Regions from separate parts of the Homo sapiens genome. Here region 1 is linked to region 2. A link is a loop called in an ENCODE intact Hi-C map of the cell type or tissue named here. Cell type or tissue: endothelial cell of umbilical vein. All regions are shown on one strand. Each heading gives the region's core, and the rest is flanking DNA. Links, peaks and the distances in the headings are about the cores only. Region 1 overlaps CABP7-DT (CABP7 divergent transcript). Region 2 overlaps LOC107985541 (a long non-coding RNA gene).

Region 1 (4,343 bases), core at 1-4,000, 250 kb after region 2:
GAGAGATGCAGAGAGGAGGGGGACAGGCCCTGGGGGACTGCAGGGTCCCAGCCTCGCCCTGCTCCAGGACCTGGCAAGGAGAGGTGACTTTCCTCCACCTATCACCCTAGGCTAATGCCCGGGCAGATGGGAGCTGGGCCTCTTCTCAGGGAGCAGCCGCCTCAGGCAAGTTGGTTGAGCGTCTCATCAGAGGCAACAGACTGAGGCAGGGATCTGGGAGCCCAGAGCAATTAGGAGCTGCCTCGCGCCTCGTCTCCCGCCAGCTGCCGCAGCTGTCACTCAGGAAGTGGTCTGGGAGCAAGGGCTAGGCCTGCAGTACCCATGGTCCCCCTCCCATCTGTGAAGGTTCTGATCCCTGGGGCAGCCTCCCAGCCAGCAGCCCCGCCAGGCCCCGGGCATAGGTGGAGGCCCAGAGGACGCCAGGGACAGGATCTCTGTGATTTCCTAACGGGGACATCCCCAGGCTCCTCTTACCCCTATCCAGACTCAGTTTCCCTCTGGAACATTGGTTCTAACCCTGGCTGCACCCTGGAAGCACGTAGAGGAGCTTTAGAAGAATACCTGCCCCACCCCCCAAGTTTCTGCTCCCAGCCCAGACCAACGGGAGCAGAACCTTTCGGGGGGATACAGGGCAGTGCACTTGAATGTGTGGCAGGGTGAGCCAGGATTTTGCAGTTATTGACATCATCCCTGCCCTGAGGGCTGGCAGCTTCTTTCCTCTGGGGACCATGTCTCCCCTCCCTTCCAGCTGGACCCAGTGCAGCCGGGGGATACTGTCCTGGCATGACCTTGAACTTGATGCTTACACCCTCTCCACTTTTATTTCCTTGTCTGGACAATGGGTTCATTGATAGCCTTGGCCAGCTCTCCTAGGTCCCTCCATAGCTTCACCCTCCGCAGCTGGGCCCTGAGCCTGAGAGGGAGGCTCAGAAGGTCCAGCCTCGGACAGCAGCACCAAGCACTGTCACCTCAGCAGATCCCTGCAGCAAGCTGTGTGGTGGCAGCATAAACTCCATTTTACAGGGACGAAAACTGAGACCAGGGCAGGGGCTACACTCAAGTCATAGAGCTGGTAGCAGGGGTCAGACTTCATCCCAGCTGCACTGGACTCCGAGTCCAGTGCTCTTTTCCCATCACCAAGTTCCTTCCCCCAATAGCAACAAATTCAAGGGCCTGTCCCCTTCACTCTGTTTCCCTCACATGGACTCTGTTCCCTGTTGTCCTTTCCGCTCCTGTCACCTTCAAGAGCTGGGCATGTGGGCGTTCAGAGGGGGGTAGCCAGAGAAGAGCAGGGATCTGAGCAGTTGGGGCCTCTGGGTTCTGGCCTGCACCCCCTCTCAGCCCGGTGTGCATCTTTGAGTCTATAAATTCCATTATTCATTAGTTGACTTCGGGAGTTTGCCCGGACAATGAATATTTTATTCACCTCCAGACACTGTCCCCAGTGCGTTCTTGGAACAATATTGTTCCTCAGCCTAGGAGCAGAGGCCATAGCCTCTGCCCTCCCTGGACATCCCCTCCCTACCACCACTACCTCCCCTCCTCCAGTACCTTCTCCCCCAGCAGGAGCCCTGGCTTGGGTAGGGCTGCAATTATTGGTCCCAGCATGATCTTGAACTTGAAGCTTACACCCTCTTCACTTTGATTTCCTCGTTTGGACAATGGGTTCATTGATAGCCTTGGCCGGCTCTTGTGGGTCCCTCCACAGCTTCACTCTACACAGCTGGGCCCTGAGCTCTGCTGGGAGCTCTCCCTGGTGCTGAATGTGGCAAGAGGATGCTGGCCTCGGACAAGAGGTCTCTGGCCAGGGAGGGCAGGGACTGTGCTGCTCTTGAAAGGAGTGGGCTCCAGTCTCAGGGAGGGAAGAGTCTGGCCTCTGAACATGGCAGTTCCCACCTCTCTCCCCTTGTCTCCTTCCCACTTGGGGAACCCCCCTGGAATCACAGGTTTCAGCGTGTCACCTCTCCCAGTGTCTCTAGCCTCCTGACCCAATGATTAGTTAGCAAGGCCTGTGGAGAACCCCTCTTGGGAGGACCTGAGGCTCAGGCATCTCCCGGTGGGCACCCCAGAGAGTGCAGTGTGATGGCAGCAGCACCTTCCCCAGATGGGGGAGCGACAGACATAATTCACACCCTGTGATCATGCCATCTGCTCCCCCGTGACGCACAGAGGAGAGGACGGGGCTGCAATGCCGAAGGGCGGGGGGCGGTGGTGAGCGGGCAGTCGTTCATTCACTAATTCTCTCGTTCATTCATTTGACAGATGTTCATCCAGCCCCAGCCACCTTAGCCCATTCCAGTCCTGTGCCAAGCGTAGGAGATCTGGAGAACCCAGACCCAGACCTGCCCTTCAGAGCTAAGAGAGGCCCTCTCACACTTCTGAGCTTTTGCCCACCCTCCTCTTGACCCCTGGAATTCCCTTGACTTGAAAAAAAAAAAGCCACCATGGGTTGGGAGTGGTGCCTCACGCCTGTAATCCCAGCACTTTAGTAGGCCAAGGCGGGTAGATCACTTGAGGTCAGGAGTTTGTGACCAGCCTGGCCAACATGTTCTCTACGAAAAATACAAAAATTAGCTGGGTGTGATGGCATGTGCCTGTAGTCCCAGCTATTCGGGAGGCTGAGGCATGAGAATAACTTGAACCTGGGAGGCGGAGGTTGCAGTGAGCCGAGATCATGCCACTGCAATCCAGCCTGGGCAACAGAGAAAGACTCCACCTAAAAAAATAAAAAAAAATACCCACCTGGACAGCAAGCCCAGGAGCTTCCCCTTCACAGGGCGAGTACCAACACGCTCTGCAGCGGCCTCCCAGGGAGTCACTGGGAGCTGGGTTTCCTGCCAGCCTCTCAGCAGGCTCTAGCCCACTCTCCCTTGGCCCAGGGGTTCTGATTTAGAACTGACAGGCCTGGGCTGGCACAGCCTGGACACTTAGTAAACGTGGAACGACTGAGCTGCTGCTGCGGCTCGCTCTCTCAATCAATACTCGAAGCTATAATTATTATTAATTCCTATTCCTTGGGGGGGATGTTCATGCTAATAGGAAACTCCCAAGAGTTTCAGGGAGGTGATGCCCGGCACCTTTCCTACATTATGTCACTTCATCCTCACCGCTGCCTGGGATGTGGCACTGCCACCTTAACAGGCAGGGAAACTGAGGCTATGGCCGGTTAAGGGACCTGACTGTAGTTCCATGGTGAGGAGATGGTGGATGCAGAAGCCCCAGTCTGCCTGGCTCTTGGTGCTGGGTTCTTACTTCCTCAAGTCTCTGCTCCATCAAAAACACTGGGGAAGCTCAAGGCATTCAGCTCTAGCGGTGGAAGGTCAGAAGATGGGACAGGTGGGCAAGGAGAGCTTTGGAGTGGGGTGGGAGCTTTTCTGGGGCCTCTCTCACCTCCAGGCCCAGGTCCCAGTGGGCAACCAGCTAGCCCGGAGAGGTCTGGGGAGACAGACAGACAGCTGGTGTCCTTCCTGGCTCCTCCGCAGGTTATAGATGTTTCTAGGAGCTCCCTCCAGAGCAGGGCCCAGGAAGTGCTGGGCCCAGGCTGACCCAACCCCGCTTGGCTGGGGCTAGCATCTCTCACTGAGCCCCTTCTCCCCAGACCCTGAGACAAGGCTGCGATTAATCAGTAACAAAAACAGAAACAAGCAGAAAAGTGTAATCAGCTTGGGAAGGGCAGGGCAGGACCGGGCAGGGCTGTGCAATCAGCGTTCCTGCTGGGACCTTTAGCTGATTGGGCCAAAGGGGGCAGGGAGGTGGTCCCAGTAGGGGGATTCAGGGAAGCACCCAGAGATGGGGCCACAGCCAGGCCAGAAGGTCACCCCCTCCCATGCACATCTGTGCACCATATGCCCACACCACTCCCAGCCCCAGGGCCTGCACACCTCCCCCGACCTGCCAGCGTACAACCTTGGCACACACAGGTGGCCACACACTCCCGACATTTGTCCATCTGCATATGGAGTCACAGACACCTGCGCACGTGCCCAGTGGCACATACACACCCTCATGGATAGCAGACATATGCACACGCAGGCTGCTCCCTCAAACACCTGCCCCCACCCCAGCTCTGGGGTGCCGACGTGCCCTGGGGCCTGGGGAAGCCCTGCACATACATTAGGTCTGAGCTGCAGCCATGTGAACTGGCAGGCCCTCACACCAGACCCCACAGGCACCGGGCCATGTCTCTGTCCCGAACTGCCCTGGGGGCCATGAGACACTTTGGCTCCTCTTCTGCAAGCTGAAAGGTAGGGGCTTGGGAAGGGTCCGGGACTGGGGCCCCATTGTGGGGAGCAAGGTCAGCGGCAGGGTGTCAGTCACAGGCAGGGCAGGAAGCCTACCCCAGA
Region 2 (4,380 bases), core at 249-4,248:
TGCCTGCCAACACACCTGGCTAATTTTTGTATTTTTAGTAGACATGGGGTTTTACCATGTTGGCCAGGCTGGTCTTTAACTCCTGACCTCAGGTGATCTGCCTGCCTCGGCCTCCCAAAGTGCTGGGATTAGCCACCGTGCCCAGCCAGCATTCCATCTTATACGGGGGAAACTGAGATACAGAAAGGAAAGGTCACTTGCCTGAGATGCCTTACCGAGAAGTGGAAGTGTTGGCGTTCAGCTGTGGGTCCGTCTGACCTTGGAGGTGACTTCTGAACTATTAGGGGACTAAGCCTCCCCAAGCAGTTACTGCTGATTGCTCAAAGGCAGCTGCTCCCCTTCACACAGAGGGTCTATCCTTGGAAACTTGTGCCAGGGACATTCTGAGTAAGGTAGCAGATTTACGTTCATTAGACTTTCTCAGAGGATGCAGTTTGCTGAACCTCAGGTTGTCTCTTCATCTGCAGTCATAAAATATTCAAGCCAGAAGGCACTCTGGTGATTGGAAATGCTAATCTCTGTAATTTTTTTTTCTTTTTTTTTGAGACAGGGTCTCACTCTGTTGCCAAGGCTGTGGCGTGATCATGGATCACTGCAGTCTCAACCTCCTGGGCTCAGGTGATCCTTCTGCCTCCACCTCCCGGATAGCTAGATAGCTGGAACCACAGGTACATGTCACCATGCCTAGCCAGTTTTTTGTATTTTTCGTAGAGACAGGGTTTTGCCATGTTGCCCAGGCTGGTCTCAAACTCCTGGGATCAAGTGATCCTCCCACCTCAGCCACCCAAAGTGTTAGGATTACAGGTGTGAGTCACCGTGCCCAGCCCATTTTCTTTTTAGAGACGGGGCCTCGCTCTGTTGCCCAGGATAGAGCGCAGTGGCATGATTATAGCTCACTGCAGCCTCAAACTCCTGGGCTCAAGTGAGTATCCCACCTCAGCTCTCCAAGTAGCTGGGACTTCAAGCATGAGCCACTGCACCTGGCTAATTTGAACTTTTTAATTTTTTTTTATTGTAGAGACAGGGTCTTGTTTTGTTGCCCAGGCTGGACTCAAACTCCTGGCTTCAAGCAATCCTCCTTCCTCCTCAGCCTCCCAAAGTTCTGGGATTACAGACATGAGCCAACATGCCTGGTCTAGTCTTACCTTTTACTAATGCGGAAACTGAAGCCCAGAGATGCAGAGATGTGCCTAAATTACAGTTAATTAGGAACAAATGTAATCCTCAAATCCAGATCTCCAACATTCATGTCAAAACTCCCTAAAATCAAACAACATCGGCTGGGGAAAGAACATTCAAAGTCTCCCAGTCCAAGCCTCTCATTTCACAGTAGGAGAAAGCTTGACTCAGAGAAGAGTGGAATATGCCTAAGAGTGACATGCAGGCAGGCAGAATGCACCATCAATGAATCGAAAAGTTAGTTTTTTACTATATGTGCCCTAAGGCATATAAAGTGACTTCTCCGAGCTTCACCTTTGAAATGGAAATAAAATTTACAGTATAGGGTTCACTGTCAGGAGGATAAATGATTCATGAAATGCCCTTGGGCCAGCACCCAGCACTTAGTGGGTGCTCAATGCATGGTATCTATTATTAATACTGCTAGAACCTTGTCATTTCCCCCTCTGCCATTCTGCCTTCCAGGTCAAACCTTTCTCAGTACAGTATAGTAGGTAAGACTGGGGACTACTGCTTCAGCTACTTGTCAGCAGGGTGACTTTGGACTGGTTACTACCCAGCAACTCTGGGCCTCAAATGTCTCATCAGTAAACTGGGGACAGAATAGCAGTACCCACCAGACAAGGCTGTGGGAGGGGGAAATAATGCATGTGACTGGCCTTCACACAAAGCCAAGCACATAGTCAGTGCTCAATAAATGCGGGCTACTACTGTTACCAATTACTTCCACAGCCATGTCTCATGTCTGTCACCATCCCAGACTGCAGGGAGTCTGGTCCACCAGCAAGTGGCCGGTCCCCAACCTCCAGGGCTCTCCAGTCTCAAGAGTGCTGACGCAGCAAGGGAAGGAGCTCCCAGTACATCCACACCGGCTCTCCTGACTCAGCTCTGATTTCTCAGGTGCCTGTGTAGGGTCGACAATTCTGAGCATGCTGGACGAAATCCCGATTTTTGCATTCATGTAAGAGTCTTGGAAGAGCCCCCTTTTCACACGTGCAGAAACTGAGGTCTGGGGAGGAGGAAGAGGCTGCTGCCCACGGACACACAGGTGCCAGGACCAATGTCTGGGGAGGAGGAGAAGGGCGCTGTTCACGGAAACACAGGCGCCAGGGCTTGATGCACCGGTGTCCTCGCTTGTGGCTGGGTCCTTCTGGGACGATCCCCTTTCCCAGGATCCCGCCCCTAGGAAGAGCACCGGCCATGCCCCTACCTGAGCCCCACCCCCTGAGTTCTTTGAGCACCGCTGCCCCCAGGCCGTTACGATGAGGGAAGCCACGACAGCCAAGGCTACGGCTACCTTCCTGCAGCCCCTGGGGATGCCACTGATGCGACGCCGCGGCGGCCAAGGCGGGGCTGAAGGCGGCGCGCCCGGCTTCCCTGAGCCAGTTTGGAGGAGCGCTCTTCAATCTTCCGAGGCCGGATGAAGCATTCGGGCGTTCCCACTGCGGAAGGGCGGGGATGGCTGTGACGCAGGCGTGCCCGCCGTCGCCTGCAGGGGGCGCTGTTGCTGGCGCGATTCTATCAAGCGCAGAGCCAGCCGAGGCAGTATGCCGAGGCAGAGAAACCGGTTCTGCAGTCCCAGGGCCTCGGTTTCCCCCTCTGGAGAGTGTTCGTTTGTGACAGGGTCTCGCTCTGTTGCCGAGGCTGGAGTGCCGTGGCGTGATCTCGGCTCACTGCAACCTCCGCCTCTCCAGGTTTAAGCGATCCTCCCACCTCAGCCTCCCGAGGAGCTGGGACCACAGGCGCGCCACCACACCCAGCTATTTTTATTTTATTTTATTTTTTGTAGAAATGAGGTTTTTCTGTGTTGCCTGGGCTGGTCTCGAGCTCTTGGGCTCAAGCGATCCTCTCGCTTGGCCGCCCAAAGTGCTGGGATTAGAGGTGTGAGCCACTGCACCGCCGAAAGTGGGTTTGATGACAATGTTGTGAGGCTACAGTGGAACCCAGATAAATTTATGAAAGGAACCAGAAGACACTGATAAATAACCAAATTACTTAACCTCCCTACACCTGTTTGTTGATCTGTAAATGGGGATAATTGCACCTCCCTTCCCTGTGGATATGCAAACGTGGAAAAACACATAAAGGGGCTGGCACCTTATAAGCACCTAGTAAAAGGCAATGACTGTGATCACAGGCAAAGCACCCTGCCAAGCCAGAAAACAACATCCAAGTCCTGGTTCCTGTCCTCACGGAGCTCCAGTCGCAGAACCAGAGGCGAGGCAGTGAGAACCAGGCCTGCCCTCGGTTTCCTCATCTGTACCACTGATGGTCTCTAAGGCTCTCTGAGCCCAGCTTTCTTCAATGCTGGCTTGTGAAATGCAGCCCAAGATGGATTACAGTGACATGAATAACATGGAGTAGCATCTATGGGAAGTCACCGCTGAATCGCATTTATTCATTCAACAAGCTTTACTAATACTCTGGTACCAGGCCCTAGGAATACAACATTAAATAAGAGATGGCTCTTGCCCTTACAAAGCTCCCAACAGTCCAGTCAGGAGAGAAATAAATAGCCCTTCAAATACCGTGTTGGGATTAGAACGAGCAACTGTGGGAGCCTAAAGAAAGCAGTTATCACAACCTTGGGGTTAGCAAAGCTCCTGAGGGAGCAGGTAACCTGGAACGTCTCAAGGATTAAGAGGAGTGAGCTGAAGAGTCGGAGAGTGAATACTGGGGCAGAGAAAGGATTTCAGACAGAAAGCCAGGGTGCAAGAGAATGTGGCAGAATGAATAATTTCATGGCGGTGGACCCAGAGAGTAGAAGAGGTTCAGGTAGGGAAGGACACAACTGCCCCCTCTGCCCAGCCCCTGCCCCCTCCTAAGCTGCCACCAGGGAACATTCTGTGTCCTTCTGCCTGGGCCTCAAATGTCCCCCCATTTGTTCACCCACTGTACACACCCTGAGCCCCCCAGGTGCAAGAGCCACTCTCTGTCCCCTCAGCTCATGGTCTAGGAGGAGTCAGAAGGCATGGGCACCAGGGACTCCAGTATATGTCATCCCCTGGATCCCAGGACATGTACTTAGATATGGGCAGGGCACACGGCTCCACAGAGAAAGGACATGGAGGATGAGGGAGAAAGGAATTCCCAGGAGAGGGCCAGTCCTGAGGTGGGACGGGGTGGCATTCTAGAGCCAGACTGCAAAGTTTTGAATCCTGGTTCTGTGCTTGGCAAATGATTTCACCTCTTCAGGCCTGT

The links. A loop is a pair of places that touch in the nucleus more often than their neighbours do. Peaks named below come from ENCODE experiments on the same cell type or tissue, not always from the same donor. Only the 100,000 strongest peaks of a DNase experiment are listed, where the experiment ranks them.
Region 1: a loop joins it to region 2, with 4 times the contacts of the local background. A loop is called at or near these places in 1 of 110 quality-filtered maps.

What each region holds. Positions count from the first base shown.
Region 1 is chr22:29,715,187-29,719,529 of GRCh38, forward strand. The region is part of intron 1 of CABP7-DT (CABP7 divergent transcript); the gene reads right to left. Among named protein-coding and RNA genes, the nearest start is that of CABP7-DT, 2.5 kb to the right of the region's middle. RefSeq lists a silencer at 1,641-1,841. In endothelial cell of umbilical vein, for the core only: no CTCF peak of the experiment used is centred there; a DNase peak (open chromatin) is centred at 1,755; H3K27me3 peaks cover 392 bases.
Region 2 is chr22:29,467,918-29,472,297 of GRCh38, forward strand. LOC107985541 (a long non-coding RNA gene) reads right to left here. Exons shown (of 4, transcript XR_001755482.2): 2 at 216-4,380. Among named protein-coding and RNA genes, the nearest start is that of NEFH, 10 kb to the right of the region's middle. RefSeq lists an enhancer at 2,227-2,727. In endothelial cell of umbilical vein, for the core only: a CTCF peak has its summit at 2,668 (motif pointing right); no DNase peak of the experiment used is centred there; H3K27me3 peaks cover 1,259 bases.